2 separate regions of the Homo sapiens genome follow, and region 1 is linked to region 2. Evidence: chromatin contacts called from ENCODE Hi-C or POLR2A ChIA-PET data. All regions are on one chromosome and are shown on one strand. Each heading gives the region's core, a stretch centred on a gene start or an enhancer-like site at or near the end of the contact. The rest is flanking DNA. Distances are from core to core; before and after follow the strand shown.

What was found. Hi-C counts contacts between places; a loop is a spot of excess contacts on that map. ChIA-PET counts read pairs that join two places held with the same protein, here RNA polymerase II (POLR2A). Pooled maps may share reads with other maps.
Region 1: a loop to region 2 is called in a pooled map, with 6 times the contacts of the local background. The contact joins two enhancer-like sites. A Hi-C loop is called at or near these places in 1 of 37 single-sample maps with no recorded cell type and 6 of 50 pooled maps. POLR2A ChIA-PET finds 5 or more read pairs at or near these places in 2 of 52 experiments (K562 and endothelial cell of umbilical vein).

What each region holds. Positions count from the first base shown.
Region 1 is chr19:6,019,687-6,027,064 of GRCh38, forward strand. RFX2 (regulatory factor X2) reads right to left here. Exons shown (of 18, transcript NM_000635.4): 6 at 6,477-6,551. It overlaps RANBP3-DT (RANBP3 divergent transcript), which reads left to right. Exons shown (of 4, transcript NR_046376.1): 3 at 150-257; 4 at 364-677. Among named protein-coding and RNA genes, the nearest start is that of RFX2-AS1, 39 kb to the right of the region's middle. Within about 2 kb of position 3,830, at least 11 of the 41 ENCODE cell types and tissues checked have a DNase peak (open chromatin) inside an H3K27ac peak, as active enhancers do.
Region 2 is chr19:5,921,669-5,928,500 of GRCh38, forward strand. RANBP3 (RAN binding protein 3) reads right to left here. Exons shown (of 17, transcript NM_007322.3): 9 at 6,300-6,419; 10 at 3,966-4,069; 11 at 3,159-3,237; 12 at 2,144-2,246; 13 at 1,526-1,635. Among named protein-coding and RNA genes, the nearest start is that of CAPS, 11 kb to the left of the region's middle. RefSeq lists an enhancer at 6,204-6,293. Within about 2 kb of position 5,048, at least 14 of the 41 ENCODE cell types and tissues checked have a DNase peak (open chromatin) inside an H3K27ac peak, as active enhancers do.

The DNA.
Region 1 (7,378 bases), core at 2,580-5,079, 97 kb after region 2:
GGGCTCAAGTGATCCTCCTGCCTCAGCTTCCAGAAGTGTTGGGATGACAGTCGGGAGCTGCAGTGTGGGCCCTGAAGCTTTTCTTCCCAGTGGCTTCACCGTCCGGATTTGTCATGTGTGCTGATTGATTTATCGCCTGTTCCCCGCAGACTATGCTCTCCCTGAGGGTGGAGACGGAGCCAGGTTTGCCCATGTGAGCATCTGCAGGATCCTGGAGATGTCTCAAGCCTGGCAGCAGAGAAAGACTGTCCAAGGAGGTAGATGGGGAGCAACAGAGGGTGTCTGGGTGAAGAAGCCAGAGGCTTCCCTTGGTCATTCTGAGGCTGGGGGCACAGGTGCCACTTCTTAGACTGTCCTCCACAGGCAGCAGGAGCCAAGGCCAGTGACACCACATCTCAAGGAGCCAAATGACGATGCGGATTTTCAGGCTAAAACTGTGAGGCCAGATTTTGCGGGCGGTGAGCTGGAAGGAGCACTGGACTAGGAGTCCTGAGAGGTTAGAGTATAAGACTCCATCCACCAGGAGGACATACTGGCTCACACATAAAAAGAAAGTTTTGGAACAGATGATCCTTCTGCTGTTTACCCCCGAACCCCCAGGCTATTTAAGAGTAGAATCCTTTGCTTGGGTAATTACGTTGACATTGACACTAAAAGGATGCATAGTTGTCTTGACAGCAAGTCCTTCTTGCTCAACATCAAGAAACCACAGAGAAGACTGAAGCGGCTGGAACAGTCGCGTCTATTTCCTCCCTCTTCTGTGTTGATGAACTTCTGGGAGGAGAATGGGGTTAGAACCGAAGTATGGCTTGCAGACTCTGTTCAGGGTCTACGCCTCACCAGCAGGCTGGGAGCCACTTATGCACCGGGCCTTCCCATCCCTCGGTGCTGGAGCCCACACCTGGCGGCACGTCAGACTGCGGCAAGCATCACAGGTCAGTTCCGTGAAACCGACCACGAGGGTCCAGCCGCTCCAACCACACTCGCCCACCTCCCCTGCTCTTGAGGGCTCGGGTACCTTCATGCCAGGAAAGGCAGCAGCTGGACGGAGTCACCTTTCTGGTTTGGGCATGTTCTGCAGTCTGCTTTGTCTGCTGATATTTGCATTCTTTCTGTGTCAATATCAAACACAAATAAGCAGAACGCTTTCCAAGGAAATGTACATGTGTACCCACATTTGCCACAATCTGTCAGGACAGCACACTTCTTGATGAAATGGATCAAATCATTCCTTTTAAGGAAAAAAAATCCCGAAATGCCAGCGCCTCCCTCTCCCCGGCCCCCCAACAAAGGCCTGTGGTTCTGGGCTCTTTGCAGGCACAGCCCCTGTGGACAGATATCCTCACCTGCCGGTGGGAAGGCAGGGATCATGCCCACCTACCTGGCCCCCTTTGTCTCCTAAGATACTTGTTTCTATTCCTGGGGGCAAATTTGCCTGACACTGGCTCCTGGTGGTGAGTTAGAGTCTCACCGGGCCATACACTAGCAGCTCGGGCAGCTATTCCAACCGTCCAGGTGTGCCCTGTGTTGACATAATCCGACTTGGAACATCCACCTTTTCACCCATTCCACAAATATTTACGAGAGCTGGCTCTATGCCAGGCCTTGTTTAGGTGCTGGGGATGCAACGGCGAATAAAAGACAAAAACCCCTGCCCCCTGGAAGCGTCCGTTCTTGTCTGGCAGAGACCCACAATAAATAAGTAAAATGAACCGAATGAGGGCTGATGCCGAGTGCCGTCAGAGAAATTCACCTGGGAAAGGGGATGGGGTCGCCGCCACGGAGGGACTGGAGGGAGGACTGCAACGGTATAGTAAGTTGAGGTGGGGTGGGGGTGTCAGGCAGGGCTCACTGAGAAAGTGCCCACTGAGTGAAGACTCAGAGGAGGTGAGGGGGAGCCTGGGGAAGAGAGCTTCAGGCAGAGGGCCCCACAGTGCAAAGGCCCTGGGGCAGGTCCGAGCCTGGTGCATTGGAGGAATAGCGAGGAGGCCCGTGTGGCTGGAGCACAGTGAGGAGTGGGAGAGAGCGGGTCCTGCAGGGCCTTGTGGGCCATTTTGACAACACTCGGTTCTACTTGGAGGGCCAAGGGGAGCCCTGGAGGCTTCCAAGCAGAGCAGTGTGGCGATCTGACCTGGGTTTTAGCAGGATCACTCTGGTGGCTGCTGTGAGAAGGGGCTGGAGGCTGGGTAGGGGTGGGTGCTGACGGCTGGCTAGGAGGTGGCCGAAAGAATCCACAGGGACAGTGGCGGCTCGGGAAGTAGTCGAAGTGGAGGAGGTGGGGGGTGCCACCTGGTTCTGGATCTTTCTTGAAGGTGAGGTTGAAGAGCATCTGGGGGTGGGCATGAGAGGAGCAAGGAGGCGAGGACGCAGTGGGGTTGGGGGCCGAGCGCCTGGAAGATTGGCTGCCCCTGCCTCAGATGGGACCGTGGGCGGGAGGCGCAGGGGTTGTGGGAGGCGCAGGGGTTGTTGAGGGTGGAGGCCACGCACTGAGCTAAGACACTAATCCGAGGCAGGCAGGAATTCCAAGGGAAAACAGCGGCACTTCTGGACAGAGGCCCCTTCTGAGGAGCTGCCGGCTCTAGCAACCCCACTGTGGCCTGCAGGACAGCACGGCCATCGTGCCAGGCTACACAGGTCACCAGCTGAAGGCTAAATGACCTTTGACAATGTGTGTTTCTTGATTTCAAAGCAAAAAGTCACATAACCCAAATACGACTCTTCCACACGCAGCTCTCTCCCGCAGGGTGTGCAAGTGATGTGTTTACTTTAGCAGACAGCGCCACCTCATGGTGACAGAGACTCGGTGAACCTGCTACGGGGTCCCGGTCGGCTGGTAGCCTGAGGGCAGCCCGGTGGCCCCCAGGGGCTGAGGCCGCCTCTTCTGCTCAAGTCGGTGGCCTGCCACACCCGGTCGGGTGAAGACATGTTTCATCCCCAGCCCCGGCTCCGTCCCCTTCCCTCTGGAAGAGCTAATCCCCATTTTCACGGCGCCATATCATGCCCTTTTCCAGTTTGGACACTGCTAGGGGGCCTCCTCCTCCCTGGGAGTTTCCACGCCAGGCTGACCATCAGCTGGCTGGAAGGTTCTTCCAATGTGCAGACCTCCAGGCCCTGCAGACCCCCTGGGTCCAAGCCCCTAGAGGGGAGGCCTGGGAAGCTCCTGTTGACCGGCTGGGTCTGGACAATGCTGTCTCGTTTTACCAGGCTCCCAGCACCTGAATACACCTTCCCTCCTGAGACAGCGCAGAGGAGGGAACCAGCTCCGCGGAACACGTGGCCAGCTCCGCTCAGAGATGTCTGTGAGGGGTTCCCTAGGTGGGTTTCCCACGTCTTCCACCTTCTGCCCTCAAATGCTAAGCTCCCTGGAGTGACTTTTCCTCCTTTTTTACTCCCTATGTTCGGCACTGACCTGGCCAGAACCCTGCACACGGTAGACGGTGGTCTGACGTCACCAGCTGGCAGCAAGGAAGAGGCGCACAGGCCCTGCTGCTGGGGCGACCTGCCTGGGGCTGTCTGAGAAGGGAGGTCTGGGAGGCCACTGGGAAAATGGGTCTCCAGGGCCCAGCTGCTCCCACACACTTGGCTTATCTGCCACAGGGTCAGGCTGGCAGGGGAGGTGGCACTGTGGCTGTGCCCCCGCCTGACCTGCAGAAGGCCGCTGCCCACCACGACCTCAGTCTCAGCCACAGGCAGCCCTGGGGACAATCGTTGCAAGGGCACGTCACCCCGTCCATCAGCAGATCACGTGCTTTAACTCCTCTCTTCCTCTCTGGCTCTCACATTTGCCAAAACAAGATCTAAGTTTATTCTGCCCGTGTGTGTGGTGAACTTTTTAGAAAGATCTTATTTTACTTCCTTTGCTTCGAGTCACCAAGCCCGGAATCTTACTGATCACAGCTCATGACAGAAGGAAACAACTCAACAGCGAATCATCAGTGAGTAAAAGAAACGAGAGATTTTACCTTCAGCTCGGGAATACGAATCTTCATCGGGGAAGCGACCTGAGAAAGTCTGCCTTTCGGATGAAGTGTTAGAAAGCAGGAAGGATCCCAGCAGCCAGAGACAAGCGGCTCATGCATTTTCCCATAGACATTTTTTCTTTTTTTTTTTTGAGATGGAGTCTCGCTCTGTCTCCCAGGCTGGAGTGCAGTGGCGCAATCTCAGCTCACTGCAACCTCCGTCTCCCAGGTTCAAGCGATTCTCCTGTCTCAGCCTCCAGAGTAGCTGGGACTACAGGCATGTGCCACCACGCCCGGCTAATATTTGTATTTTTGGTAGAGATGGGGTTTCGTCATGTTGGTCAGGCTGGTCTGGAACTCCTGACCTCAAGTGGTACACCCGCCTTGGTCTCCCAAACTGCTGGGATTACAGGCGTGAGCCACCGTGCCCAGCCCATTTTCCCATAGACATTTTAACTCTCCCGTGGACTTGCTGCCTGTCCAGGCTCTGCACCCCCATCCTGCCTGGGTCACGCAGCCCTCTCGCCCAGGGCTGATACCCTGGACCCGCATGGGTTTGCGTTCAGGCTGAAGATGGCCTGATCCTTGCTGAATGGGGAATGGTATTCTGCACATTTTCCCATGTATGTGCTCTGAGTTTAAGACTGGGGGCTGGGGAGATCCTCTCTCCAAGCACGTGTGGAAGACTCCCTTCTCCCTGAGTTCATCTACAGGGAGGATGTCATCCAGCAGTGACAGATGACAGGATGACCATGTCCTACCCAGCCTGGAGAGGGGCGGGGCACTGAGCAGGGGTCTGGCATGGTGTTTGTTTTGTTTTGTCTTTTTTGCTTCAAGACAATCGGCAGAAGGAAATATTTCTGCCATTTCTTCTAGTGACCAGCCCCCTGAGGCAAAGGGCAGAGGCCTCGTCAGGGGCTGCGGTGAGCAGGTGACCACACCTGTACCTAACCCATAACCCAGGTTTCTGGACCTGTCCTACATCACTTTCTGCCCCCAGAATCACTCACTGCCTTTTGATAACGCCTCATTTTACACATCGGCCAGCACAGAAGTCAGGATGGAATCACAGTGAGGACGGGAGTGAGGACGGGATCACGGTGAGGACGGGAGTGAGGACGGGATCACGGTGAGGACGGGAGTGAGGACGGGATCACGGTGAGGACGGGAGTGAGGACGGGATCACGGTGAGGACGGGAGTGAGGACGGGATCACGGTGAGGACGGGAGTGAGGACGGGATCACGGTGAGGACGGGAGTCAGGACGGGATCACGGTGAGGACGGGAGTCAGGACGGGATCACGGTGAGGACGGGAGTCAGGACGGGATCACGGTGATGACTGGGGTCCACTGAAGGGGACTTCTTCTCTGATGTCTGAATTCTCAAGAGAATGTCAGAGCCCAGTTTAAGTGCTAGAGAGCAACTACTAGAAGGACATTCTGACTTCGATGGCCCGTCCCAGTGTTAAGATGCCGAACACATTTCCAGCTATGTGCAAAACCGAATCAAGAGCGTTTGGGGAGAAGTGAAAGCGATGAGTCTGAGGGGGCCAGAGCTTTCCTTCTCTGTTGTCCCTGGAAATAAAGACGGAGCCTGCCACGTCCCCCAGTCCCATCCTGCTACAGGGCTGTGCAGAGCTGAGATGCCCCCAACCTCCTGTCATGGGGACTGTGATCACGGTCTTCTCCCAAGAGACAAGGGGAGGAGAAAAATCCTAGACGCTAAAATCTGTATGAATTAGCTGCTTTATGCTTTTCTCAAATTACTGTTTCTTTCCAAGAGAGGATCCCAAGAAAATTAGCTAAGAGTCTAAGGCATTCCCGATCCTATGTCATTTTCTCTCTTTTTTGTTGCTGTTGCTGATTTTTGTATTGTTTTTATTTTTCATATATAACTATACTGCTTATCACCTGCCAGGTATTGTTGAAAGTATTTTACGTACATTAAATAATTTACTCCCTATGACAACCCGAGGAGGTAGGTGTTGTTATTATCTACCTTTTACAAATAAAGAATCTGTCTTGATTTCTCCTTCATTGCTGAAGGGTATTTTTTGCTGGATGTAGGATTCTAGATTGGCTTCCCCTCAACCACCTTTCACAAATGACACTTTAAAGGTGTCATTTTATTGTCTTCTTCTTTTTTTTTTTTTTTTTTTGAGATGGAGTCTCACTCTGTTGCCCAGGCTGGACTGCAGTGGCGTGATCTCGGCTCACTGCAACCTCTGCCTCCCGGGTTCAAGCGATTCTCCTGCCTCAGCCTCCCAAGTAGCTGGGATTACAGGCGCCCACCACCATGCCCAGCTAATTTTTCTATTTTAATAGAGACGGGGTTTCACCATGTTGGCCAGGCTGGTCTCAAACTCCTGACTTCAAGTGATCCACCCGCCTTGGCCTCCCAAAGTGCTGGGATTACAGGTGTGAGCCACCGCACCTGGTTGCCTTCATTTGTCTTAAAAATGTCTATGCAGGTTACAAGCAGAGCAGGGACAGGTTGCCAGGTCAGACGCACACTTACATGGCTGTTGAGTAAACCGCTTTTGTGTGATGTGATTCCTTCGCTTTTTTGGAGGTTTTCAATCGCCATTTCAAGCTAAAGAAAATGTGTGCAGAAACAAAACAAAACAAAATGGAAAAAAAAAAAAAGGAAATCAGATGGTTAGCATCAGCCAAGATTTGTTTTTATTAATATCCAAATAATGATTCGAGCTCCTACAAAATAAAAATGAGGCTCCACGCAGGCAGGGCGGGGGTGAGTTAAATTGTGCATGAAAGCTGCGGTAGGGAGTGTTGCTTCGCACACGTAGGTAAGCCCGAGAGCCCGTCCAACAGAAGCAGCAGAAATCATGTTGTAAAAACTTGCTACTGAACTTTAACCTGGCATATGTGTGTGCACGCCGTAGCATTAATATGCAGCCACTGCATCCATTCCAGTGTCAGCCAAGCCAGCATCATAGTCACCTGCTCCTTTCCCCACGCCACATCGATGGGGAACCAGAATGAAAGCAAGGAGAGATGGCAGCCTTGACTCCCCAGCCAGGCTGTCCTGTCGCAAATCCCAGGGTCTCCCCGCTGCTGGAGGCTTTGGGAAAATAGCAGCGAGGCCAAAGACTCAGACCCTGCCACCAGGAGGCCGTAGGATCCAGGGCCACTGGACACTGTCTGGCGAATGTTTACCCAGTGGGAGCTGTGCGAAGAAGATTTTTGGAAAAGAGAAAAGAGTTTTGGAAGAAAGAGTTGGGCAGCTAACAGCAGAACTTCCTGGAGGAAGGGGCTTTTGAGTTGGATCCTGAAGGACCTGATGGAGGTGGGGAGGGAGGTGGGCGGCAGGTCCACGCGATGGAGGAGGCACACAGCTGTGCGTGGCCACTAAGGCATTCGCACGCATTTGGTTTGTCCTAGACTCGCACACGGAAAACA
Region 2 (6,832 bases), core at 3,798-6,297:
CCTCAAACTGCTTAACAAGGAATTACCACATGCCCAAGCAATTCCATTCCTCGGTATGTACCCAAGAGAAATGGAACATTTGTTCGTGTTCACACACAGATCGCACATGAACGTGCACAGCACCATCATTCACGGTAGCCAAGTCTCAAGGAGGAATGGAGTGACACACATGGTCCGCCCCTACAGCGCATCTCACTCAGTCTTAATAAAGAACAAGGCTCCGACCCCCGCTGCAACGTGGATGAACCTCTGGCTCAGCGAGAGAAGCCAGACACGAAAGGCCACATAGTGCGTTGATGCCATTTATATGAAATGTCAAGGACAGGCAAAAAACAGAGACAGGAAGTGGATCTGTGGCTGCCAGGGGCTGGGGAGGGAGGAGGAGTTACTGCGAATGGACAATGCTCTTTCTGGGGGAATGGGACAGTGTTCTTTTTGGGGGCAGAAATGTTGTACGTTAGATTCTGGTGAAAGTTGTCTGACTCTGTGAATATACTAGAAACCACGGAATTGTATGCTTTAAAAGGATGGATTATATAGCATTTGTACTATATTTCAATACAGCAGTTTTGTATATATAAACAAAGAAAAATACGAGACAGACACCCCTACATGGCTTTCCACATACCCCCTAAGTCAATCTCTTTCAACATGAACAGATGACAAAGTGGTAAGTGGGAAAAAAGAACAGTGCTCTTAAGAACGCCACGATACGCCACCCGGTTTACAGACACAGACACCTGCTTATGTGCCACGGGAGAGGAAGCACATGGATGCTGCCCAAGCCGGGTGGTGCGGCCTGAGGAGCAGGAATGGGGGATGCCAGGAGGGGACGGTGGGGTGGAACCTCTGGCCGCACCTGATCTTTTCCCTACGAAGACACCACAGGATGCCAGGTGACAAATAATACAGTTGCCAGCTCTGGGCGACAAGAGAATATGTTTGGTATGACAGTCTTTGTCATTCCCTGAACCATCAAAAATGTCTCGGGCTGGGCGTGGTGGCTCACGCCTGTCATCCCAGCACTTTGGGAGGCCGAGGCGGGTGGATCACATGAGGTCAGGAGTTTGAGACCAGCCTGGCCAACATGGGGAAACCCCGTCTCTACTAAAAATACAAAAATTAGCCTGGCGTGGTGGTGCACACCTGTAATCCCAGCTACTCAGGCGACTGAGGCACAAGAATCCCTTGAACCCAGGAAGCAGAGGTTGCAGTGAGCCGAGACTGTGCCACTGTACTCCAGCCTGGGTGACAGAGTAAGACATTGTCTCAAAAAAAATTAAAACAAAACAAAGAATGTCTCAAACAGATCCTCCTCCTCTGAAACCAAAGACATGCAAGAAGCCCCTGAGCCTAAGCTCTCTCTACAAACGCCACCAACAAAGTCCCAGAGCGTGGGGCCAGTGGCCCCTCCGTCATCTCAGGGGCAGGCCTGTGTGCTCAGAGGATGTGGGCCCAGCCCTTGCGGTTGGACCCCCAGGTGCATGGAAGACCCAGGGCCACCGAGGAGGGGCCGGCCCCTCACCTGTAACACATTGCTCTCCGCCTCCTCCCCGGTGATGACTTCCACTTTTTCCAACAAACACTTCCGCGCTGTTGCCTTGGTGTAGGCGGCTGCCGACTCAGCCAGGGACTCTGAAAAGTTATTGGCCAAAAAGACTGACTGATTATTTGGCGAGAGGAGAGCCATCTCCCCTCATCCGACAGGAGATGAGAGGGTTGGTTCTGGTCTCAAGGACGCCTGCTGCCCCTGGCAGGCCTGCCCCGGCAACCCAAGTGGACCCTAGACACAGCCAGAGCATATGGCCTCAGAAGCTGCAGGGAGACCATCTGGGGGCCAAGTGTGGCCCCAGACTCTCGTGTTCGTGCCGAGCAGTCGACGGGGGGACAGTGAGGGACTCCTCCACGCCTGCTGCCTGCGCCTCCCCACCCTCCCCACGGCCACAAGGCGACACAGGCCCTCGAGTTCTTTATCACAAACCCTTGCTCACTGCAAGGCAGGGCCCTGGAGCTGGTTCACATGTGGTTGTTACTGCTGCGGGAGTCGGGCCCCTTATCCCTCCCGGCTGGGGGTGTGAATGGACCCAGCATCCCCCAAGATGACCTACCATGAGCCCCATGCTGTGGTGGGACGCTAACATACCTTTCTCAGGGGTGGCCTCCTGGGACGAGGACTCAGACCCTGACTCGGCAGCTGCATTTTCCCTGTTGGCATCTGAACTGACCTCGTTTAATTTTGGGGGGCTCTGCAGGGACACAAAAGCATACAAGGAAGAGGGCACTTGTGTGGTCCTTCAGCAGCAGCTCTGAGCACCTCTCTGCCTGGCCCCCAACACTACGCTGCCCCCAGCACTCCTGCCCACTCCCGGTGACACCCTGAACTGCCTGGGAGCTCCCCACGTGGTCCCTCAGGCATCACTACGGGGTGAGTGCCACCAGCCGACAGTCCCCTCGAGCCACACTGGTCACTCCGTCTGGGTGAGGCAAGACTTTGAACATTTCATTGAAATAGAAAAAGCACAGCGTGGCCACGAAGGAAGAGAAGCTGCAGAGTACTTAATGCAGCCTAACTCCAGACAGAGCTAGAGTGACCAGGCGGCTCAGGACAGGCCCTCACGCAGTCGCAATGGAGCTGGGTGGAATCAGGAAGAAAAAGGAACATGTGTAAAGAGGTAGGCAAACCATTCTAGAACCCTCTCCCAGGCTGGCTGGGCTCCTGGGAACGGAGATGGGCCTTTCGTGCACCCAAGGCCTTGGCCGCGGTTATGCTCACAGGAGCAGGGAGGCCAGCAACCCTGTCCACCAGCACGGCTGGCTCCGTCCCACAGGACTTTTGTCAGTTGGCCTGGTGGGGAGGAACCATGGACCCCGACTGCCAGCAGGACCCTGCAGCCTCCAGGGAAGCCCATCTTGGGATGAAGTTGGCCCTGGTCAGCACGGAGGAGCCGGGAAAAGCGAATGCCAGTTCGTAGGCAGCCAGTGGCCCTGGCCAGTTTTCAGGCTGAGTCTGAGCAGGGTCTTCCCTCTCTCACTTGCTACTGAAGGCATCCCCATCTCACATAGGACGACACAGCAGCCCTGCTCTCCATGTCCCCTTGACCTGTGGCTGGCGCCGAGAGCCTCTGGTCCCTGAGAACATTCCCAACACAGCCACTCACCAAAACTCGCTCGCTCATGTTCTGGCCAAATACAAATTTGTTGCTGGAGGCGTCGGCACTATTGGTTGAGTTCTCTAAACTGAAGAGAAGATGTGCAATGAGTGTGGGGCGTCACGTGGGAACGTGGCCAGGCAAATGTATGGGTACCCATGGAGCACACACTGACACAGAGGGCACAGTGGAGGGGCCTCCGCCACTGTGCACGGGGTGGCGTGTCAGAGGCAGGAAGCCACACACCTCCCTGTGCCATTGAAAACATTAACCCTTAGCTCGCCCTGATGGAGGGGCCCCACAGCATGAGGGAAGCCACCTTCCACCTGCTCTACCCGCCCATCTCCCAGTCGGGACACGCTTTCTTCTGAGACACCTGGAGGGGCAGCTGGTCCGTGGGTAGCATTACCCCCAGCCATGTCAGTCAAGGACATGATGAGGTCTTTGCCCCAGGTGCCCAAACCCAGAATAAGGGGGCGCCTGAGTCGCCTCTGGCCTGCTCTGTTCTGCTCTGGGCATGAGGTCCACAAGACAGAGGGCACACTCCAAGGGCTGGGCTGTAGCCTCCATGGGCCCCTGGACAACCCCACAGAACTCTGGTCCTGTCTCAGGCGTCCAGTGAATCCCAGGACAAGGCCCACCACCCTGGCCCACCCAAGGTTGTGCCCAGAGTGGGGAATGAGAGAGAGGGGCCTGAGAGCAACCTGGATTCTGGGCCTGAGTCGGGCACGGGGACCACAGACCCCTCTCTGGCAGAAGCCCTCGCGGCCACCTGCATCGCCATGCCAGGCTGGCCGCTGACACCGAGACACACACCTGGAACTGATATACTGGAGGAAATAGTTCGTTGCGGTTGGCGTGTCTGCGCTGGGGTGTCCAGCATTCTCCATGTCGGCTTCGTCCACGCTCTCATTTATCAGCTGGGAATGAGACGGAGCGCTCAGTAATCGGGGGTGGGGGGGTGCCTGGAGTTCCACAGCTCAGTGTCTGCAGACCCCCTGAGCTGCATGGAGCTGCTCGGAGCCATGAACCCTCTCCTGTACCCGCCTGTGTGTGTGCGCGTGCATGTGCTGGGGGGCAGGGCTATAATCAACTCCATCACCTTTTGCTTTAACAGTTAGGATGGAAAGAGAGCTCATGAAGCTCCAAGGAGCCTTTTCCACCTTGTTACAAAACCACGCCTTGTTATAAAACCACGCCTAAGCTGGCCTCTCGGTCAATGCTTCATACCAATAACACAACGTTACAAAGCTGACGTTTTGGGGGGTTTACTATGAACATGATAGAAGCAGAATTTCTTGAGGGCCTCTTTCCTACCAGCTGCTATGCTGAGTCTGTCAAATGCACGATCTGCTTTAATCCTCACGAGGCCTGGGAGGGGGATGTTAGGGACCCTGTTTGACCAACAAGGAAGCAGAGGCTCAGAGGGTTAAGAAACCATGGCTCTGGCTGGGCGCGGTGGCTCGTGCCTGTAATACCAGCACTTTGGGAGGCTGAGGCGGCGGGGAATCACTTGAGGTCAGGAATTCGAGACCAGCCTGGCCAACATGGAGAAATCCCCACCTCTACTAAAAATACAAAAAATTAGCTGGATGTGGCAGTGGGCGCCTGTAATCCCAGATATTTGGGAGGCTGAGGCAGGAGAATCGCTTGAACCCAGGAGGTGGAGGTTGCAGTGAGCAGAGATCATGCCACTGCACTCCAGCCTGGGCGACACAGCAAGACTTCGTGTCCAAAGAAAAAAAAAGAATCCATGGCTCAAGTTTGCCCTGGAAGGAGAGGCTGGGATTTGACTGAGACTGCGAAGTGCACGTAAGCCTCTGACTTCTGCAAGAAGCCAACCCCACCAAATTCAAAGCAGCTGTCTCCCCAGACTCAAGGCAGAGATTCCACAGGGCCTGAACTCCACAGGCCAAGCCCTTCCCCGCCTCTTGCCCTCCCTCCTTGGAGGGAACAGCCCCTGAGGGACTCATTATTTTGCCTAAAGCCATGGCAACAGCAACATCAACTTTCCACGTTTCTCGACTTGGGCTTCTGTTGGACGGTGAGTAACAGAAAGGAAAGCAGAAAACACAAGCCGGTGCTTTCTGCATGCTAGAGAGGTTTTTGTTTATTTCAGGGCCCTCCCCGTCGACACTACTGACATGTTGACACTGGGCCCAGAACATTCCCTGTGGTGTGGCTATCCTGGGCACTGCAAGGGGCGGAGTGGCATCCCTGACCTCCAGAAGTACCTCCCAGTTGTGACAACCACAAAAGTCTCTAGACACAGCCACCGATACCGCCTCTCGAGCTTTGAAAGAAGCTTCTTGCCAGTGGAGCTGCTAGAGATGCCGTAGCACATTCCATGTCTGTGGCTGGGAAAGGTGGTGCTGGCTGACCCTGGTCTTCCTAGAGTCCCAGTGCATGGTCCAGGGCCACTGTTTCCAACCACTGCCATCCCTTCCCCACCACACAATCTCCAAACTAGGACCACATGTCTGGAGGGCAGCCAAGAGGTGGCAGACGCTTTGCTCCCTTTCAGGAGAGAAGACAGTGTTGTCACCCCACCCTGCCCCACTTAAAAAAAAATAAGGTGACAGTTCTTAATGGGGGCGATTCTACTCCACAGGGAATACTGGCCACGTCTGGGGACATTTGTGGTTGTCAGATGTCAGGAGCATTGGGTGGGTGGAGGCCAGTGATGCTGCTCAGCACCCTGCAGTGCCCAGGGCGACTCCTCAGAAACTAAGAATGGTCCAGCCGTAATGCTGCTAGTGCTGAAACAGAGAAACCCTGAAATACGGGAACAGAAACCTCTGGGCAGAGCTGAGAACACTGGACCGTGCTGTCTTTCTTCTCTGCTATGAAAGCCTGAGGCCTCAGGTTCAGTCACCTTCCCTGTCCCCGCTACCATGAGAACCAGGGACCCTGACTTGAGAAGTCACTGCAGGTGAGGGCTCCGAAGCCTGGGCTGCTGGTGGGGAAGTGCCAGGGCCCAGCACACGCACACCAGCAGCAGACTGTGCCGTGAGCCATGGGGCTGCCTCGCTAACACCTTCTTTGTCCCACGCTCCCCTCCCCTGTTAAAAGGAAAATCTACCTACTTGCCTGCTGTTGAACCTGGGGAAGGCATAAAAAGTCAATGTGCTGGTTCAACAGCTCACATACCTTAACTCTGTCCCTCAAGTTCTGCCCAAATACAAAGGCTTGCTGTGTGGCGGGGTCTTTTTTCTCACAGGCTTCCTCTTCAGAGGCATTGCTGGACTCATTTTTCTGGGGCTCTTTCTCCTATCAAAAACCAAAACAAAACAGAGTAATCAAAACCAGTGCCACACTTGGCCCAGACGGATGCCCAGCAATCCCACACCAGATCATGTACTCCACACGTCTCCTCTGCATGTGCCTGCACTCCCAGCTACTCAGAAGGCTGAGACAGGAGGACTGCTTGAGCCTGGGAGTTGTAGTGAGCTGAGATCACACCACTGCACTCCAGCCTGGGTGACAGAGCAAAAACCTGTCTCCAAACAACAAGAAACACCTGTGCCCTGCAGAAGCCTTAGTGCCGGCAGAGGACAGGAAATAACCTGGTTGCTCATCATTGGCCAAGGAATGAAATAATTTACAATAGAAAATATGGGGGAAAAAAAGTACAGCACAGCTATTACCACCGAGAGGGAGGTAGGCCTCTGACATGCCCACAA